Linked DNA regions of Mus musculus: region 1 is linked to region 2. A link is a contact called in ENCODE Hi-C or POLR2A ChIA-PET data. All regions are on one chromosome and are shown on one strand. Each heading gives the region's core, a stretch centred on a gene start or an enhancer-like site at or near the end of the contact. The rest is flanking DNA. Distances are from core to core; before and after follow the strand shown.

The links. A loop is a pair of places that touch in the nucleus more often than their neighbours do. ChIA-PET counts read pairs that join two places held with the same protein, here RNA polymerase II (POLR2A).
Region 1: a map of mature B cell shows a loop between it and region 2 (2.6-fold over the local background). The contact joins the enhancer-like site here to the promoter of Csf2ra in region 2. A Hi-C loop is called at or near these places in 6 of 37 maps with a recorded cell type or tissue (Patski, T-helper 17 cell, T-helper 2 cell and 3 more). POLR2A ChIA-PET finds 5 or more read pairs at or near these places in 4 of 5 experiments (Patski and embryonic stem cell).

Annotation. Positions count from the first base shown.
Region 1 is chr19:61,264,221-61,271,551 of GRCm38, reverse strand. No RefSeq gene overlaps it. Among named protein-coding and RNA genes, the nearest start is that of Csf2ra, 39 kb to the right of the region's middle. Within about 2 kb of position 5,056, at least 1 of the 3 ENCODE cell types and tissues checked has a DNase peak (open chromatin) inside an H3K27ac peak, as active enhancers do.
Region 2 is chr19:61,226,621-61,233,508 of GRCm38, reverse strand. It overlaps Csf2ra (colony stimulating factor 2 receptor, alpha, low-affinity (granulocyte-macrophage)), which reads left to right and starts at 5,091. Exons shown (of 12, transcript NM_009970.2): 1 at 5,091-5,170; 2 at 6,144-6,237; 3 at 6,325-6,479; 4 at 6,583-6,703; 5 at 6,855-6,888. The coding sequence starts at 6,144. It also overlaps the pseudogene Gm4242.

The DNA.
Region 1 (7,331 bases), core at 3,807-6,306, 38 kb before region 2:
GGATAATGAAGTCAACTAAAAGGCACCTGCGAATATAAAATATGTTATGGGCCAGGAGTGGTGGTGCAAGCCTTTAATCCCAGCACTTGGGAGGCAGAGGCAGGCAGATTTCTGAGTTCGAGGCCAGCCTGGTCTACAAAGTGAGTTCCAGGACACCCAGGAACAGAGAAACCCTGTCTCGAAAAAAAACTAACTAACTAACTAAATAACTAAATAACTAACTAGCTAAATAAATAAATAAATAAAATAAATTATGTTATGGATCTAATTTACTAGTTTTAGATATAAAAACCATTAACAAAATCCTGCTAGAAAACAACAAACACACATACCTTGTGTCTTGACCCACATATTGACTCATTGCAAAATCATGGCAGTCCATCACTGGAAAGAGAGGCCCATTGGACTTGCAAACTTTATATGCCCCAGTACAGGGGAACACCAGGGCCAAAAAGGGGGAGTGGGTGGGCAGGGGAGTGGGGGTGGGTGGGTATGGGGGACTTTTGGTATAGCATTGGAAATGTAAATGAGCTAAATACCTAATAAAAAATGGAAAAAAAATAAATTAAAAAAAATCATGGCAGATTACATTTTCACAAAGAAATACTTTAGAAAATAAAACTGCAATTTGAGAGAATTCTCCATAAGATGTTCACAATAATTAACCTATTGTAAAGTTTCATGTACATTCGTTTTTAGTCACAATTTTTAAGAGTATTAATTTAGTCATATTTCATGAATATATCTGTCCTACAAATCATTATGCACACCATGTACATATAGGAGCCCATGAAGAACCAAATATTAAGTCAAATCTACTGGACTAAGTCAAGAGACTGCTAGGTACACAATCCATGTTCTCTGTAAGATTATATAGAAGACTAAAGTAGTTGCAAATTTATTAGAAACTGCTAAGTATGTAATATTCAGAAGGCCATGTTCAAAGCCAGATGTGATATGAATCCAGGAAATAGGGGATAAGAGTTGACCAAAAAGGTAGAATATAAGACGAGACTCATAATCAGTATATTACATACCACACCCATTATTAAAACAATTATCTAGGGTTTGCAAAATGCAAAAAGTTTATGGTTAGTTTTTCAATTATTTTGCCTTTCATTCTATATAATGAATTAAAATTTTTATTTAGTTATGTATTTGTGTATTTATTTATTTGTTATATGCAAGTACACTGTAGTTGTCCTCAGATACTACAGAGGAGGGCATCAGATTTCGTTAAGGATGGTTGTGAGCCACCATGTGGTTGCTGGGATTTGAACTCAGGACCTTCGGAAGAGCAGTCGGCACTCTTAACCACTGAGCCATCTTGCCAGCCCAAATTAAAAATTTTAAAGACGTATCATGCCTGGTGAGATAGCTCAACAGTTAAATCATTTGTTGTTAAACTTTACAATCTGAATGTATTCTCATGATGCATGTAGTAAAACCAAGCAACCTACTCAGAAGATGTTTTTTGAAGTCATGCATTTCTACATACATTATGCTCAGAAATAATTTTGAAAATATACTGAAATTGTTTTAGGTGTAAAAACAAAGAAGAATTGATACTTAACATCAAAAATTACATCCATAAAAATAACATAAAAATCAATTGCTTAAATGTGTGGGATGGGTCACACATGTACAGGTACACATATGAGGAAAAATATCCCTGTAGTTGCACCTATCTGCACTTGTGAAACACCTGACATGGGTGCTTGGATCTGAATCAAGTTCTCCGTTAGAGCAAAATATTCTATTTATAGCTAACCCAACTTAGGCTTTTAGGCAACTTATCAAATAATCGCTCTCCACAAATGCATTGATCTAGATAAGAATTCTGAAACCCAAGGAAGCACATCAACATCCTCTGAAATGACATGAAATGTAAGTGCAATCACAATCACAGTTCCTATTGCTGCCGTGCTTAGTGTTACAACTTAGGAATGGAGTACTATTGCTGAGACAAACCATCTGGCTTACCACTTTTGCTCGAGGATTCCTCTGTTATATTGCTCATAAAGTTCCTCAATACTGATTTCATCCTTGAGTCCATTCATAGACAATGACTCCCATAGGAGTGGAGATGAGGCAGGGATGAAAGTGCTCAGCTGTAGTCTCCCCTCCCCCAGCCTGAAACCTGCTTGCTCAGGGGTGGAGCTTGCCGCTCAATCGTTCTGCTACACCCACTGCTCGAGCTTTGCTGTTCCGAAGCCATCACGTGCTCACCTGCAACCTTACTCCTAGTTTTTTGGCGGGAATCGGGCCCCTCCCCCTTCCTTCATAACGGAGTGCCTGAATAGTAAAAATTGAACCTTGTGCAGAGCCTTGTCTTGGTTCCGTCCTTATCTCGCGCAGCCTAGCCCCTCTTCTCTTCCAGGTTTCCAAAATGCCTTTCCAGGCTAGAACCCAGACATGTGAGCTGCTGGCCGGTCACAACACTCAGCATTCCAAGTGAAGAAGGAATCAAGGTGAAGGACTTCTCAGTACAAAGTGTCTACAGAGGTTTTTGTTTCCTTCAGTCCTAACATTAGTATTAGAACCAGAACTTTTGTTTACTTATTGCCAGGTGAAGATACATTTGAGGGCTTATTTCTTTAACGTTTTCTGCTTTTCTTTTTTTTCTTTTCTTTTCTTTTCTTTTCTTTCTCTCTCTCTCTCTCTTTGGTTTTTGGAGACAGGTTTTCTCTGTACGTTTTCTGCTTTTCAATTATTAATATTATATCACCTCTCATTGTCCAACTTCCTATGACAGGAATCACTTAAACTCAATAGTGCAATTGTTACTTTTACATGAACATATACATAGAAATATATACACATATTCACATCATCCATCTACATAGCATAAAAAAAATCTAATTAATATCCAGAAGATGTCCCAACCGGTAAGAAGGACACATGCTCCACTATGTTCATAGCAGCCTTATTTATAATAGCCAGAAGCTGGAAAGAACCCAGATGCCCCTCAACAGAGGAATGGATACAGAAAAGGTGGTACATTTACACAATGGAGTACTACTCAGCTATTAAAAAGAATGAATTTATGAAATTCCTAGCTAAATGGATGGACCTGGAGGGCATCATCCTGAGTGAGGTAACACATTCACAAAGGAACTCACACAATATGTACTCACTGATAAGTGGATATTAGCCCAAAACCTAGGATACCCAAGATATAAGATACAATTTGCTAAACATACGAAACTCAAGAAGAATGAAGACTGAAGTGTGGACACTATGCCCCTCCTTAGAATTGGGAACAAAACACCCATGGAAGGAGTTACAGAGACAAAGTTTGGAGCTGAGACGAAAGGATGGACCATCTAGAGACTGCCATATCCAGGGATCCACCCCATAATCAGCTTCCAAACGCTGACACCATTGCATACACTAGCAAGATTTTATCAAAAGGACCCAGATATAGCTGTCTCTTGTGAGACTATGCCGGGGCCTAGCAAACACAGAAGTGGATGCTCACAGTCAGCTAATGGATGGATCACAGGGCTCCCAATGGAGGAGCTAGAGAAAGTACCCAAGGAGCTAAAGGGAACTGCAACCCTATAGGTGGAACAACATTATGAACTAACCAGTACCCCGGAGCTCTTGACTCTAGCTGCATATGTATCAAAAGATGGCCTAGTCAGCCATCACTGGAAAGAGAGGCCCATTGGACACGCAAACTGTATATGCCCCAGTACAGGGGAACGCCAGGGCCAAAAAAATGGGAATGGGTGGGTAGGGAAGTCGGGGGGGAGGGTATGGGGGACTTTTGGGATAGCATTGGAAATGTAATTGAGGAAAATATGTAATAAAAAATATTTTTAAAAATCTAATTTGATTTCTCCTAAGTGCATCTCTTAAGGGAGCTTAAGCTATGTAGTATTGACAGGACTCTCATGGAGAACAGAATGGCTCACACCCTACTATTCAGAGATATGTGCACAGGTCATGTTTCTTTTATAATTGATTGATTTGTTGATTGGTTGATTAATGTTTATCCACATAAATGTTCAGACTCATAGATGTATGCAAAACAAAAGTATTCCTGATGCCAAGGATAAATGACTGTGTCAGATAACGTGGAAGTCTGAATCTCCATCTCTCAGCATCAGTTGAATGTATGTAGTTCTCCACTTAGGTGTGTGGACATGTGAACATTTCCCCCTTCCTATGGCATGCCAACTGGTCATGTCATTTTGTAAGTCTTACTTAGGTGACTCACCTGTTAAGTTGTCTCAGGTGCAACTCCACTATTACAGAGAAGACGCTGTTTCTCAGCAGGCAACTTAGTCCTCCAGATTTTACCATCTTCTAGTCCCTTTACATGTTCTCTGAGCTGTGGGTGCAGGGGCCATGTTGTGTGTATATCACATGGGTTCGATGAGGGCGGGAGGGTGGCCGGCGGGCGGGTGGCAGCGAGCACCAGAAAACAACAAACCCCAAGCGGTAGTGTTTTTAAAATGAGACCTAAATGGAGTGGAACTGAGATCGCGAGCCACCCTCCTCTTCCACCGTGCTTAGATGCTCCCTTCCCCTTACTGTAGCCCCTTCCCCTAATTGTGCCTGTTCCCTTGCCCCGCTGACCGATTCGCTAGCCACGTACTTTGACTTAGAGAGTGATTTCGCCTGTTTTCACAGCTCCCTGTCATACATTCGTTTTTGGGTGTCTGAGTCCAGCCCGCGTTCGCTATGTTCGGGTGGGACGATGGGGACCGTTTGTGCCACTCGGGAGAAGTGGTGAGTGGGTACGCTGCTCCATCATGCGTGCGTGAGTGTCGTCCCCCACCCCTTCCCCTTCCCCGCCCCCCCCCCACCCCCCCAAGCTAGGGAGGACCGTCGGGAGAGACGGAATAAGTGAGTGAATGTGGCGGCGCGTGAGCGATCTGTATTGGTTTGTTTAGTTGATCCAGACCGTTGTTGACGGGCGACACCTAGTGTTGACAAGTTTCCGCAACGCTCCTGCCTTCTCCGGTTGGTGACACAGGACAGGGAAGTGCCTGCGATGAGGCGGCCAGGGTCGGGCAAGCAGGCGGGTGCATCTCGGAGATAGAGAGTCTCTACCAAGGAGGTTGTACCGGGAGATCTACAGGGCAGGGGTTGTTGCTGTACGCCCTATTAGGAAAAATGGTAGGGTTGGTGGCAGCTTGATCAGGTCGACCAGAAGGCTCAAGTCTTGCCCCTGCCCCAGAGATTTCTTTTTTCCTTCTCCCCTAGCACCCTTTCTCCAGGAGTCAGTGAGCTCTGGATTTCTGAGGCTGAAAGGGTGCTATGGCCCCGACTTGATAGATGACATGGAAAGAAAGAAACCAAACACAAGCCCACTAGATGACAAGTGACAGCAATCACAGCTGAAATATAACACACACACATACAAATTCTGTCATAAAATCCAACGTGCCTTCATGATCAAAGTTTGATAGTCAATAGTACTAGAAGAAAAATATGTCTGTAAAATAAAAGCCAGAACCTTTTCTGCTTTGTCTTATTTTGCTTCAAAGTAGGGTTTCTCTTGGTGTACCTCAGCAGCCCTGCCTGGAATTTGCTCTGTAGGCTTGGGTAGCCTCAAACTTACAGAGGTCCTCTCTGCCTGCCTGCCTCTGCTACCCATGCAGCTGGGCAGAAGCTACAATCTTTTTTCTTTTCATTTATTGGTTATTATTATTATTAGTTTTCAATGTATGTATTTGTGTGCTCTATCTGCTGCCTATATGCCTGCATGCCAGAAGAGGGCACCAGAACCTAGGAGAACCCACCATGCAGGTCCTGAGAATTAAAAGAAGAAAAAAGAAAATTCTTATCACATAGAGGGTAAATATCTGGCCGGCTCTTGTAGTGCTGTTTAAGGCTTACTGTAAATAATAAAAATTGTGTGTCTTTTATCCAAAAACAGAATGAACGTGTTGTGCCTGTGTGTCTGTTTCTACTTCCTTGTTCTGTCACTCAGTTGCACATTGACCTCACCAAGATGGAAGACCACATGTGGATGGCAGCCATCTTGTCCACTGACAGACCTCATCAAGATGGAGGTGGCTGGCCATCATGTGACCTACTGTTCCAGGTTGCTTTTGTTTCCAGGCTGCCTTTACCAGCCTCTAGGTGGCCCAGTTTGCATGTGCAAAGCTCATGACAAGGAAGCTCCCAAAAACAGCCAGAACCCTAGACCATCCACAGACAGCCTCATGGTTTTTTCTCCTGCTTTTGTATAATACGTTAAAATGCCAGACCCTGAATCAGTCATTCTAAATTCTTTTGGTTAATTTTAATTAAAATGCATAATAAAAGATAAATATAATCAGTCATCCTGGAACTCCTTTGATGTAACTCAGTCTGTAGACTAAGCTAGCTGCAAAATTACAGTGATCCACCACCTCCCTCTGCTACCACCACTGCCTGGTAAAAGCTAGAATCATAGAAAGAAAGGGGAAAGAAAAAAAAGATAAGAATCTTAGCTGGTCATAGTGGTGTACAACTTTCATGCCAGCATTTGAAAAGCAGAAGCAGGCTCTTACAGGTTACAGTCTGGTCTACAAAGTGGGATCCAAGACAGCCAGGACTGCTTACACTAAGAAACCCTGTATGAAAAAAATAAAAATAAAATTTAAAAAGAAAAGAAAAGAGAGAGAGAGAAGAAAAGAAAAGAAAAAAGAAAGAAGATAGAAAAGAAAGAGAAACAGGAAGACTTAGGAGATAGTTTTAGTTGATTCGTGATATCATTTCTCTTCATAGGCAGGCAGGCAGCCATACTTGTTTGGTTTGGTTTGGTTTGGTTTGGTTTGGTTTGGTTTGGTTTGGTTTGGTTTGGTTTTCAGGAAGTGTAGCCTAGGTCATATACAAGCACAGGCACAAGAAATAAATAAGGATCTCTGAAACACAATTCTGGGGGGGGGGGTGCTAGCTTGGCCATGGAGACACACACACACTAATAAAATCAGGTCGTCAGGCATCTTGGCTAGCAGGTGTGTGTGTGTGTGTGTGTGTGTGTGTGTGTGTGTGTGTGTGTGTGTGTCCATCTGTCCCTCTGTCTGTCTGTCTGTCCCTCTGTCTGACTGTCTGTGCAGAACTGCATATGTCCCAGTACTTATCAGTCAGGGCCACAATTCAGGTTCCAGAGCTGAACTGTGACCTAGAGTGAAGATCCTACAGGGTTTCTATGCCTAAAATCCACAAAACATCTATACCAAGTTATTCCACCAATCTGGACTTAGGGATAGGGGAATTCCTTAGAAACATATCTTTGTTATATACTTATCCTGCTCCCATTAGTTGGGGTACTTGACTGTGGCAGGGGGACTTGCCTTGTCTAACATTCATGTCTTAACTTGCAAACC
Region 2 (6,888 bases), core at 3,842-6,341:
TTTCAAGTTCATCCATTTATCTATAACGTATATCTTCTTCTCCACTCTTTCAAGATGAGATCAAATGGGAGCTGCTGATTTTGTCTCAGCATTGAGAAAAAAATGCAAACAATTTACTCCTTGTTTAATTTTTTTAATGTCTTCAAAATTCAAAAAAAAAGTTCTGAAATGCACTTACATCCATGATGATGAGCACAGGTTATGTAGTATGAAGAGACAGAGGTTATGTTGAGAACACAGTAGTTGATTGAAAGTTAAGATTTATCATGTTCTTAAAAGATCTTGGTCGAAACCACTGTCTCCTGTGTGAGATATGGTTCAACCCAGAGCTCTGCCATTATGGCTCCGCCATTAACGGTCGAAACCACTGTCTCCTGAGGGAGATACGTGACTGCCCGGAGCGCCGTCATTAAACTACCTCGTGTTTTTACATCAAGATGGTCATATGTTCGTGATTCTTGGGTGCATGCTGAATAGGGAATTGAGTGAGGGTTTCCCCACTAGGTTCTTTCAAAACCAAGTAAGCACACCCTTCAGGGTAAGCTTACTAGTCAAGTCAGACTGGGCAACTTTATGAGAAATCTACTTGCAGGTTTCAACTCCCAGGTCCAACTGCAGCAGTCTGGGGCTGAGCTGGTGAGGCCTGGGGCTTCAGTGAAGATGTCCTGCAAGGCTTCTGGCTACACCTTCACCAGCTACTGGATGCACTGGGTGAAGCAGAGGCCTGGACAAGGCCTTGAGTGGATCGGAGCGATTGATCCTTCTGATAGTGAAACTATCTACAATCAAAAGTTCAAGGACAGCCGGGCGTGGTGGCGCATGCCTTTAATCCCAGCACTCGGGAGGCAGAGGCAGGTGGATTTCTGAGTTCAAGGCCAGCCTGGTTTACAAAGTGAGTTCCAGGACAGCCAGGGCTACACAGAGAAACCCTGTCTCGAAAAAACAAAAAACAAAACAAAACAAAACAAACAAACAAACAAAAGTTCAAGGACAAGGCCACATTGACTGTAGACAAATCCTCCAGCATAGCCTACATGCAGTTCAGCAGCCTGACATCTGAGGACTCTGTGGTCTATTACTGTGCAAGTCACAGTGTTGCAACCACATCCTGAGAGTGTCAGAAATCCTTGAGGAGTAGGAAACTGCCCTGGGACTGAGGAGACTCAGAGCAGGTTTGCCTGTAGACTTGCTCAGATACAGCCAGGATGGAGAAAGGACTTTGGTTTTCACAGAGGCATAGTTTGGGTTCAGGTTTCCTGACAGGAAGAACTTCAGAATGCTGTATAAGAACCTCATATTATTGATGGAACAAAAGTGAGTATTTCTGAAAAAAAAAAAAGATCTGGCTGCCTTGTCCTTTGTTAGTTTCATAAGAAACATGTCTCCTGTGAATTTTATAGTTCTGGTGTTCACTATATAATGTTAGCTATAAATATCATGAGTTCTGGAGACTCCATAACCCTATGTCCTTTATTCCCTCTATGTGATATAGAGGCTCATCCAGAGGATTTGGGAGATTCATTCTGATCCAGGAAGGAAAACACCATCTCTCATGGACCCTGGACCCCCAGCATCAGGCCAATCAGCCATCCCATGAAATTTTTGTTCTGAATGCTGGTACTCCAAACCACAATGGAACATTCAGATGCTATGGCTTTTTAAAGAATGAACCACAGAGCTGGGTGGTGGTGGCCCACACCTTTAATCCCAGCACTTGGGAGGCAGAGGCAGGCGGATTTCTGAGTTTGAGGCCAGCCTGGTCTACAAAGTGAGTTCCAGGAAAGCCAGGGCTACAAAGAGAACCCCTTTGAAATTTCATGAGGTCCCATTTATTATTGACATTTCAGCCTGAGCCACTTGTGTTCTCTAGACAAAAATTGTCCCCTGTGTTCAAGACAATTTCCTACTTTCTCTTCCATTACATTCAGTGGATCTGCTTTTATATTGAGGTCTGTGATCCTCCTGGACTTGAACTTTGGGCAAGGTGATAAATATGGATCTGTATGCATTCTTCTACATGCAGAGAGCCAGTAAGACCAGCACCATTCATTGAAGGTCCTTCCTGTTTTCAATAGTATGGTTTGGGGTTCTTTGCAAATAATCAAGTATCCATACATATGTGGGTTTGTTTCTGGTTATTGGTTCTATTCCACTGACCAATCTGTCTGTTTGTGTACCAATACCAGCCAGTTTTAATCAAGACTGTAAAGCAGTACAACTTGAGGTCTGGAATGGTGATTTTCCCAGAAGTTCTTTTATTGTCCAGTATTATTTTGGCTATCCTGGGGTTTTGTTTTTCCATATGTAGTTTTGAGTTGCTCTTTCAAGGTTTTAAAATATTATGTTGAGATTTTGATGGGAACTGCATTGAATCTATATATTTCTTTTGGTAAGACACACATTTTTAATATATTAATCCTACAGATCCATTAGCATGGATGATCTTTCCATCATCTGAGGTCTTCTCCAATTTCTTTCTTCAGGGATTTCAAGCTCTGACCATATAGATATTTCACTTGCTTGGTTAGAGTTACACCAAGACATTTTATAATATTTGCAGCTATTGTGAAGGGGTTGTTTCCCTAATTTCTTTCTCTGTGTGCTTATCTTTTTTTTAAAGGAAGACTACTGATTTCTTTGACTTAATTATATATTCAATCACTATGTTGAAGTTATTATCAACTGTAGGGGTTCTCTGGTAGAATTTTGAGGGTAGATTTTTGTATACTATCATATCATCTGCATGTAGTGATCCCTGACTTCTCCCTTTCCAATTTGCATCCTCTTGAGCTTCCTCTTTCATCTTATTCCCCAAGCTAGAACTTCACGTGCTATACTGAACAGATAGGGACAGAACGGTCAGCCTTGTCTAGTCTCTGATTTTAGTGGGATTGTTTCAAGTTTCTCTCCTTTTAATTTGATGTTGGCTATTGTTTGTAGTATATTACTGTTATTATGTTAAGGTGTATGCCTTGATTTCCTGCTCTCCTCAAGACTTTTAACATGAGAGGGTGATGGAGCTCTGTTTAGGAATTTCCCCCTGTGCCAATGAGGTCAAGGCTCTTTCCCACTTTCTCTTCTACTAGATTCAGTGCATCTGGTTTTATGTTGAGGTCCTTGGTCCACTTGCACTTGAGCTTTGTGAAAGGTGATAAATATGGGTCTATTTTCATTCTTCTACAGACAGACAGACAGTTAGACCAGCACCATTTAGTGAAGATGCTTTCTTTTTTCCATTGTTTTTTTTTGGGGGGGGCGTCTTTGTCAAAGATGAAGTGACCATAAGTGTGTGGTTTTATTTCTGGTTCTTCAATTCTATTCCACTGATCAACATGTCTGCCTCTGTACCAATACCATGTTGGGGACAAAATAAAGGGGAGGCCTGGGGTGGGGGTGGGGGTAAGTAGGATAGGAAAAAGATACCCACACCCCGCCAGAGTTTCCCTATTCTCTGGTCAGTCAGGTGTGGGAGGGCTGCTACCTACCCTATTTACTCATCCCTGGGTGGGCATTCCTCTATCCCACTCTTCAGGGGGTGGCCAAGGGGCAGCCCTGCCACGGGACCCCCCACCCAGAGCTACTTTGCTAAAGCCACCAGGGTTGTGGGAGAGAGGGAATGGGGGAAGAAGTTCCCAACACTAACCAGAGTGTGCAGTGGGCCTTGATGGAGCAGAGCAGAGACTCTATGGTTTAAGAGCTTTATTATAGAAATTCAGGGGAAAGAGAGAAGGTAGAAGAGAGAGGAGAGGGGGGAGGGAGGAAAGGCTAGAGAGAAAGAGAAAGAAGGAGAGAGGAGAGGAAAGAAGAAGACAAAGAGAAAGGGAAGAGGAGAGAAGTGAGAGAAGTGAGAGGTGAGAGGACAAAGGAGTAAGAGAGCGAGGTGGGGGCTAAGCACCCCTTTTTATGGTCTTCCCTGTTGCTAGGTAACTGGGGAGGAGTTTAGCCTGAAGGTCAGATTGACCATGCTTCTCTTGGGGCTGTGGGAGGTGGTAAGGAGCATGAGGGAATGCCTACCGTGTCATGAGGGTGAATTATGACTATCGGGGTTCAGACCTCAGATCGACTGGAGACCAGCCTGCAATTCCCCACAATACCATGTAGGTTTTTAAAACTAATAAAATTTATCTTAAAACATACAACTCAGTATTGATATTTTTAAAGTCATTAAAATAATTCATAATAGTTTAAATGCCTCTTAAATGTACATGACATCTTCGGAAGCAGACATTAATACACACTCTACCAGTTTTTAAAATCTGTTTGGAACATTAAACACGACAGAAAATCTCTCATGAGTCCTCTGTGGACAGAAATTGTGACGAGTTCCTGATTTTACAGAAACGTCCATCTCCGCGCAGTGTGTGTGTGTGTGTGGCTTCACAGAATGAGCTGGGTGGAAGCATCCACCAGGCCCGCCTGACCCTGGGCTGTCTTGGGTGGGAGACTTCACAGCTGTCTCTGGGTTCTGGGTCCTGGGACCGTTAGGTGGCTTCCGTGATTTTAACTGTGGTGCCTGTGCTGTGTAGAAAATTGTCCGTTTCATCCAGATTTGGTTTTCCCCAATTTGGAAATTAACGATGACGCAAGGAGATGTGAACCTAAGGATCACCTGTTGAACCTAACCCTTATCAATATGATCAACAGGATCAAGACTTTGCATGTCAGAGTCTTCCCACTGTGTAAGCGCGTGCTCACATGTGTGGTCACACTGTGTGCATCAGGGTAAGACTGTCGGTGATGTCACACTGTGCTGAGTGGTCACACTGTGTCCACAAGGGGTCAGATGCAGTGACTGACGTCACACCGTGTGTAGCCAGGCTGTGTGCGTGGCAGTGTGACGCGCCCGAACAGCCACACAGTAGGCTCACGTCCCGGTGTGCTGCCCCACTGCACGAGGTTGCATGGCGTCACACAGCGGGCCAACCGCCTGGCGCGTATACTTACTGTGCGCATTTGACATCATGCTGCCTGCACGGGACACTCGGACCCCGCCCCCGGTGACGTCACCGGGCCCCACCCAGCCACCCACCCCTGCCTGCCTTGTTCCTTCCCCTCTAGGTTTCCCAACCTGCAGATGAGGAAGAGGAAGCGGGAGACAGACGGACAGACGGACGGACACAGACGCTGCGCCCAGGCCTCACCATCCATCGCAGGAAGCCCCCTGTCTCAGGTCAGAGCCCCTCCACCCCTTTCCACCTCACCCTGCCTGACATGACGTCACCCAGAAGCCCCTCCCACCTGGCCCTACTGTGTGCCCAGCACACCCTGGGGTTTAGAAAACGATGGGGCTAGGGGACGGAGAGACCGGAAGGGGGGGGCAGTGGGACATGCAGACCTACTGTGTGTGCCCTGGGTCTCGGGTACAAGGTCCCCACCACCCGTGGGTCTGAGCCCTGGGGATGGTTTGGGGTGGGGTCAGAGGTAACAGAGGCCAAGGGGGGCTTAGAAGCCGGAGTTGGGGGGCGTGGCCTCCGCCTGCCAATCCCCCGCAACCTCTGACCTCTGTGTAGTACTGGGGTCAGGAGATGTGGTTCACCTCCAGGAGTCAGGGGTCTGGAGATGGTGGAGTTGAGGCAGGGGGATGGCTTCAAGTGCGTTTCCTCCAAAGCCCGGGGCGGGGGTGGGGGGTGGGGGAAGCGGGGAGTTGCGGATCGCCCCTAAGCCCGACTGCGGAGACCCCGCGGACGCCGCCCCCGCCCTCCCCACTCCCCGCGAGCGAGCGTCCTTGGCCCGACAGGAAGTGGGGACTGGAGAAAAGGAAGTGGCTGCAGCTGAGCTTGGAGCACGGCGGGGTTGGGGAAAGGCGGGTCCAGGCGGCGGTGGAGCGTGAGGGGGAAAGGGTCTGACCTACACACAGTCAGGCCACAGGCAGGCAGGGCGACCCCCGATCCCCTCGACCGCCTCCCCACCGCGCGGACAAAGCGGGTCCACATATAAGCAAAGATTCACGGGGAATCAATAGGATAACGTCACCAAGAGAGGAGCTGAGACAGGGGCATGGCTCAGATGGCAGAGCCCAGCCTCTGTACCCACCACAAATCATGCTGTAGTGAGTGGGTGGGACGGGGCCAGAGAATGCCCCGCCCACCCTAGTGCGCCAGACAGGATAACACCTCGGCTCTGCCCACTCATCTGACTGACAGATGACGTCATCACATGCCATGAACATCACCCCCCTGGCTCAGCTCGCCCTGCTCTTCTCCACGCTACTGCTTCCGGGAACTCAGGCCCTTCTGGGTTAGTGACGCTAGGTGGGCGGGGTCGGAAGTCACGGTGGGCGGGGCCGCGTCCAACAGAGCCACCTCACCCTCCTCCCCCTTCCAGCTCCGACCACACCGGACGCCGGCTCCGCCCTCAACCTGACCTTCGACCCCTGGACTCGGACGCTGACCTGGGCCTGCGACACCGCCGCGGGGAACGTCACGGTGACGTCATGCACCGTGACCTCGCGGGAGGCGGGGATACACCGGCGAGTCTCGGTACGTGGGGGTAGGGAGAGAGGGCCTTGTCCCGCAATGATGTCACTTCCGGTCGTGACCCCAATGCGCTCCCCCACCCTCCCACTCCCTGTCCCCCCCGCAGCCCTTCGGTTGCCGCTGCTGGTTCAGGAGGATGATGGCGCTGCACCACGGTGTCACGCTGGATGTCAATGGCACGGTCGGGGGCGCGGCCGCGCACTGGAGGCTGAGCTTCGTCAACGAAGGTGGGCAGGGCCGGGAGCGTCCCGGTGACGTCATCGCTCGCGAACGCCGGCAAGCGATGACGTCACCGCCGGCAACCGGCGTCGTCATCGCCAGCAACCAGCGACGACGCCTGGCGACTTCCGGTCGGGCTCACGGCGGCCATCTTGTCAGGCGCGGCGGGCTCGGGGGCGGAGAACCTGACCTG